Regions from separate parts of the Homo sapiens genome. Here region 1 is linked to region 2. The links are chromatin contacts, found by Hi-C in ENCODE. All regions are on one chromosome and are shown on one strand. The core of a region is the stretch at or near the end of the contact, and the rest is flanking DNA. Distances in the headings are between cores, read along the strand shown.

The links. A loop is a pair of places that touch in the nucleus more often than their neighbours do. Pooled maps may share reads with other maps.
Region 1: a loop to region 2 is called in a pooled map, with 5 times the contacts of the local background. The contact joins the promoter of SHB here to the enhancer-like site in region 2. A Hi-C loop is called at or near these places in 1 of 168 maps with a recorded cell type or tissue (sigmoid colon), 2 of 37 single-sample maps with no recorded cell type and 10 of 50 pooled maps.

Annotation. Positions count from the first base shown.
Region 1 is chr9:38,067,883-38,070,635 of GRCh38, reverse strand. SHB (SH2 domain containing adaptor protein B) reads left to right here and starts at 1,409. Exons shown (of 6, transcript NM_003028.3): 1 at 1,409-2,707. The coding sequence starts at 1,991. RefSeq lists silencers at 999-1,808, 2,229-2,278 and an enhancer at 2,169-2,753.
Region 2 is chr9:37,563,363-37,566,376 of GRCh38, reverse strand. The region is part of intron 1 of FBXO10 (F-box protein 10); the gene reads left to right. Among named protein-coding and RNA genes, the nearest start is that of FBXO10, 12 kb to the left of the region's middle. RefSeq lists enhancers at 219-408, 839-988. Within about 2 kb of position 1,321, at least 4 of the 41 ENCODE cell types and tissues checked have a DNase peak (open chromatin) inside an H3K27ac peak, as active enhancers do.

The DNA.
Region 1 (2,753 bases), core at 160-2,659, 500 kb before region 2:
CTTCATCTTTAGGCAGCATTTCCCTCTCAACAGGGAGCATGCCACCTCCCCTGGGTGCAGATCCCAGGAAAAGTTACACTGACCAAATCAGGCCACTCCCTGGGACTGTTTCCTCAATTTTGGTTAATAATCAAAGGATGATCTGAAATCGCAAAGAAGAGACTCTTGGAAAAGACATAATTATGGTGCCACCCGACTTAGGAACTGGCATCCAAGTCCACCTGTGTGACTTTCCTCTGGGCCTCAGTTTCTCCATCTGTAAAATGAGGTCCTGTATTTATTTTTTGAGACGGAATCTCCCTCTGTCGCCCAGGCTGGAGTGAAGTGGTGTGATCTCGGCTCACTGCAACCTCTGCCTCCCAGGTTCAAGCAATTCTCTGCCTCAGCCTTCCGAGTAGCTGCTGGGATTACAGGTACCCGCCACCACACCCGGCTAATTTTTGTATTTTTAGTAGAGACGGGGTTTCACCATCTTGGCCAGGCTGGTATTAAACTCCTGACCTCGTGATCCACCCGCCTCGGCCTCCCAAAGTGCTGGGATTACAGGCGTGAGACACCGCACCCGGCCGAGGTCCTGTATTAAATGGATCCTTGCCAGCTCCTACAACATAAGGCATTAAATGTTCCCACAACTTGCTCCCCGCCGGCTGGCAGCGAACAGGGCTAAAGCCTCGACTTCCTCAGAGGTGAAAAGGTAAGCAAACATTCCGACCTCCCCTAGCCTTGCTCTCGGATTGGTGCTGGGCCCGGCTCCCACCGCCTATCCCGACCACATCCGTCATCTGGACTGCTAATACACTCATTAGCATAAAGATTCCTCCGAAGACCTGGCGCACGGGGCTGAACCGGAGTCTGTCCCTTTAAGGAAGAGGGACAGCCACTCTGTCCCTAAGGGCACTAGGCACTGCATTTCCTCCACACGGGCCACGCTGTAAACTAGACAGGTTCCGTGTTAATCCACTCTCCCTCCTCAACCCCGACAGGGGGATCCCTGGAGTGAACAACGCGCGGGGTCCCGGGGGACTGCGGAAAGGTTTGGCCTCTGCGCGTAGCAGGCTCCGCCAGGCAACCTCTCGCCCGAGGCGGCGGCGAGCTGCAAGCTAGGTGGAGCCGGCTGCGCGGCGGGACCCCAGCGCCCTGGGGCAAGACCCTGGTGCTGGCGCCAGGGCAGCCGCGGGAGGTGGCGTGTGCAGGAGCGGAGAGGTGCGCCCACCCCGGCCCCGGGCGCGAGGGGGGCGGGGCTTGGGCCGCGGCCCGGGGCCAGGCTCGCGGGGATGGGCGGTGCTGGGTCTGCGGGAGCGGGCGGGGGGCGGGGCGCGCGAGCGGGCTCCGGGGGGGCGGGGCGGCGGCGCGGGGCGGGCTCTGGCGGCCTGAGTGTCACACACGCGGCGGCTCGGGAGGCGGCGGCAGTGGCAGCGACAGGCGCCGCCGGGACGGGCACGGGCGCGCGGGCTCCGGCGGGCGCCGGCTGCCTTCCTCCGTCGCTCGCTGTCTCTCCCGGCCGCATTCTCCTCCGCTGCGGGGCCGAGCTCTCCCCAGCGCTCGCAGGAAGGAAGAAGGGAGCCGAGGACGCCGAGAAGTTCCCGCGGCAGCCGCGGATCCCGGCCAAGGCGGAGGCTGCGGCTCCGACGGGGCAGGAGCGCGATCCACGGCGAGGGGCGTACGGCCAAAGGGTCCGCGGCGTGGAGCGCTCGGACCTTCCGCTCTCCCCCGGGCGTGGGCCGGGACCCCATGAGACGCGCCCACGAGGGGCGCGAGATTCCTAGCTTGGGCGGCGCTAGGCGGAGGGAGGTGTTGCAGCCGCCGGAGCCAGAGAGCTGCCGGCAGGAGGCGGCGGCGGCAAGAACTTGAACTTGGCGTCGGGAGCGGGCGCCCCGGACGCCCCCCGCCGGGGCCGGGGCGCCGAGGGACCTGCGCCGCAGCGCTGCCCCCCGAATGGCCGCGGCGGCGGACCGGGCTCCCGCGCCGCGGCCCTAGGCGGCCTCTCGCCATGGCCAAGTGGCTAAACAAGTACTTCAGCTTGGGCAACAGCAAGACCAAGAGCCCCCCGCAGCCGCCGCGGCCAGACTACCGCGAGCAGCGGCGCCGAGGCGAGCGGCCTTCGCAGCCCCCCCAGGCCGTGCCGCAGGCCTCCTCCGCCGCCTCGGCGTCCTGCGGTCCGGCCACCGCCTCCTGCTTCTCAGCCTCTTCGGGCTCGCTGCCCGACGACAGCGGCAGCACCAGCGACCTCATCCGCGCCTACCGCGCGCAGAAGGAGCGAGACTTCGAGGACCCCTACAACGGGCCTGGCTCGTCGCTGCGCAAACTGCGCGCCATGTGCCGCCTGGACTACTGCGGCGGCAGCGGGGAGCCAGGCGGGGTCCAGCGCGCCTTCTCGGCCTCGTCCGCGTCGGGCGCCGCGGGCTGTTGCTGCGCCTCCTCGGGCGCGGGGGCCGCCGCGTCCTCGTCCTCGTCCTCCGGCTCTCCGCATCTCTACCGCAGCAGCAGCGAGCGGCGGCCCGCCACGCCGGCCGAGGTGCGCTACATCTCCCCCAAGCACCGCCTCATCAAAGTGGAGAGCGCCGCGGGCGGTGGGGCCGGGGACCCCCTGGGGGGCGCCTGCGCGGGCGGCCGCACCTGGAGCCCGACGGCCTGCGGAGGCAAGAAACTGCTCAACAAGTGCGCCGCCTCAGCCGCGGAGGAGAGCGGGGCCGGCAAGAAGGACAAGGTAAGGTGCCCCTTGGCCTCTTCCCGAGGTTCCAGAGCCACGGTGC
Region 2 (3,014 bases), core at 72-2,571:
AAGCGATTCTCTGCCTCAGCCTCCCAAGTAGCTGGGATTACAGGTGCCCACCACTATGCCTGGCTAATCTTACTTTTTTATTAGAAACTAAATTCCAACACTTTGATACTAGTATGGCCCTCTGTAGGTAGAAAGTGTGTTTCCCTTGTTATACAAATGTGAAACAAGAGTTAAGTCACCTGCCGTCATGATTAGTCTGCAAGGGAGAGGCAGAGCCCAAACTAGAGTGTGAATGAAGCCTGTTGGGTCCCTTTTGTCAGAGTCATTTCAGCACGCATAGGGCCTTTTGTGCTGGGACTCATGGCAGCTCCCCATGGTCCCCCAAATTAACTAGAAACTGTTTACCTTTGGCTAAGGGTGTTCCATGTGAACTAATACAGGTGGCCTTTCTCACTGATCCCTTCAGACTCCTGGAGCTGCAGCCAGACTGAACCTCCCAACATGTCCTAAGCCCAGCTGAAGGTTTTCTACCTCAGGAGCTTTTGCTGATGCTGTTTCCTCTGCTATAGCCCCCTTTCTTCCTCCTCTGAATGTCCCAGTCCTATGCAAATTTCAGAGTCCAGTTCAGATACCAGCTCCTCCATGAAGCTTGGCTTAGTGGTTAAAAACAAGAGTCTCTGGGGACGGGCTGGGCTTCAGTGGTTCTGCACCTCTCTAACGAGTGATTGGGGCAAGCCATTTGTCACATAAGTTTAGTTTCTTGAACTGAAAAATGAAGACAGTATTAATTTCAGTCATTGCTTCTCAAATTTAGGGTGCACATCAGTTCCCTGGTGATGTTGTTAAAATGCCAAATCTGATCCAGGAGGTACACGGTGGTGCCCAATGTCTGCCACTTCTAACAAGCTCCTAGGTCCTGGGAGCACATTTTGAGTTGTAAGGCTTGAAGAGATCTTCAGGGAATAGGATGAAATAATGCATGAAAAGCACTTAATATTGTGCCCCTCAAATAGCAGTACTGAGTAAAAGCTACCTGCTGCTGTTTTTGTTGTCTTCCATTATTATTGGTTTGTTTCCCTAGCTGGAGGTCACATTTTTGTTCTTTAAACAAGGGCTTTCCCTTTTTTATGGCACTGTGTTAGTCTGTGCTCACGCTGCCATGAAGAAATATCTGAGACTAATTTATAAAGAAAAGAGGTTTAATTGACTCACAGTTCCACATGGCTGGGGAGGCCTCAGGAAACTTACAATCATGGTGAAAGGCACCTCTTCACAGGGTGGCAGGAGAGAGATGAGTGCAAGCAGGGGAAATTCCAGAGACTTATAAAAGCATCAGATCTCATGGGACTCACTATCACGAGAACAGCATGGGGGAAACCGTGCCCCATGATCCAATTACCTCTACATGGTCCCTCCCCTGACAAATGGGGATTGTGGGAATTATAATTCAAGATGATATTTTGGGCGGGGACACAGCCAAACCATATCATTCTGCCCCTGGGCCCTCCCAAATTTCATGTCTTCATATTTCAAAACACTGTCATTCCTTTCCAACAGTACCCCAAAGTCTTAACTCATTCCAGCATTAACCCAAAAGTCCAGGTCCAAAGTCTCATCTGAGACAAGGCAAGTCCCTTCTGCCTATGAGCCTGTAAAATCAAAGGCAAGCTAGTTACTTCCTAAATACAGTGGGGGTACAGACATTGGGTAAATATACCCACTCCAAATGGGAGAGATTGGCCAAAGGGGCTACAGGCCCTATGCAAGTCCAAAATCCAATAGGTTAGTTATTAAACCTTAAAGTTCCAAAATGATCTCCTTTGACTGCATGTCTCATATCCAGGTTATGCTGATGCAAAAGGTGGGCTCCCAGCCTTGGGCAGCTCCACCCCTGTGGCTTTGCAGGATACAACCCACCTCCTGGCTGCTTTCACAGGCTGGTGTTGAGTGTCTGCAGCTTTTCCAGGCACATGATGCAAGCTCTCAGTGGATCTGCCATTGTGGGGTCTGGAGGATGGTGACCTTCTTCTCACAGCTCCACTGGGCAGTGCCCCCGTGGAGACTCTGTGTGGGGGCCCCGACCCCACATTTCCCTTCTATACTGCCCAAGCAGGTGTTCTCCATGAGGGCTCCACCCCTGCAGCAAACTTCTTCCTGGACATCCAGCTGTTTCCATACATGCTCTAAAATCTAAGTAGAGGTTTCTATACCTCAGTTCTTGACTTCTGTGCACCCACAGGCTCAACACTATGTGGAAGCCACCAGTGAGTAGGGCTTGCACCCTCTGAAGCAATGGCCCAAGCTGTACCTTGGCCCCTTTTAGCCACTGCTGCAGCTGAAGCAGCTGGGATGCAGGGTACCATGTCCCAAGGCTGCACAGAGCAGAGGGTCCCTGTGCCTGGCCCAGGCCCATGGAACCATTTTTCCCTCCTAGGCCTTGGGCCTGTGATGGGAGGGGCTGCCTTGAAGTTCTCTGACATGCCCTGCAGACATTTTCCACATTATCTTGGTGATTAACATTCCTCATTACTTGTGCAAATTTCTGCATTGGGCTTGAATTTCTCCCCAGAAAATGGGGTTTTCTTTTCTATCACATCCAATAGGCCAGTCATTAAACCTTAAAATTCCGAAATGATCTCCTGCAAATTTTCCAAACTTTTATGCTCTGCTTCCTCTTGAATGCTTTGTCGTTTAGAAGTTTCTTCTGCCAGATACCCTGAATCATTTCTCTCAAGTTCAAAGTTCCACAGATCTCTAGGGGAGGGACAAAATGCTGTGAGTCTCTTTGCATAGCAAGAGTTACCTTTACTCCGGTTCCTAAGAAGTGGCTTATCTCCATCTGAGACCACCTCAGCCTGGACTTCATGGTCCATATCACTATCAGCATTTTGATCAAAGCCATTCAACAAGTCCCTAAGAAGCTCCAAACTTTCCCACATCTTCTTGTCTTCTGAGCCCTCTAAGTCTCTAGGAAGTTCCAGACTTTCCCACATTTTTCTGTCTTCTTCCGAGCCCTCCAAACCATTCCAGCCTCTGCCTGTTACCCAGTTCCAAAGTCGCTTCCACATTTCAGG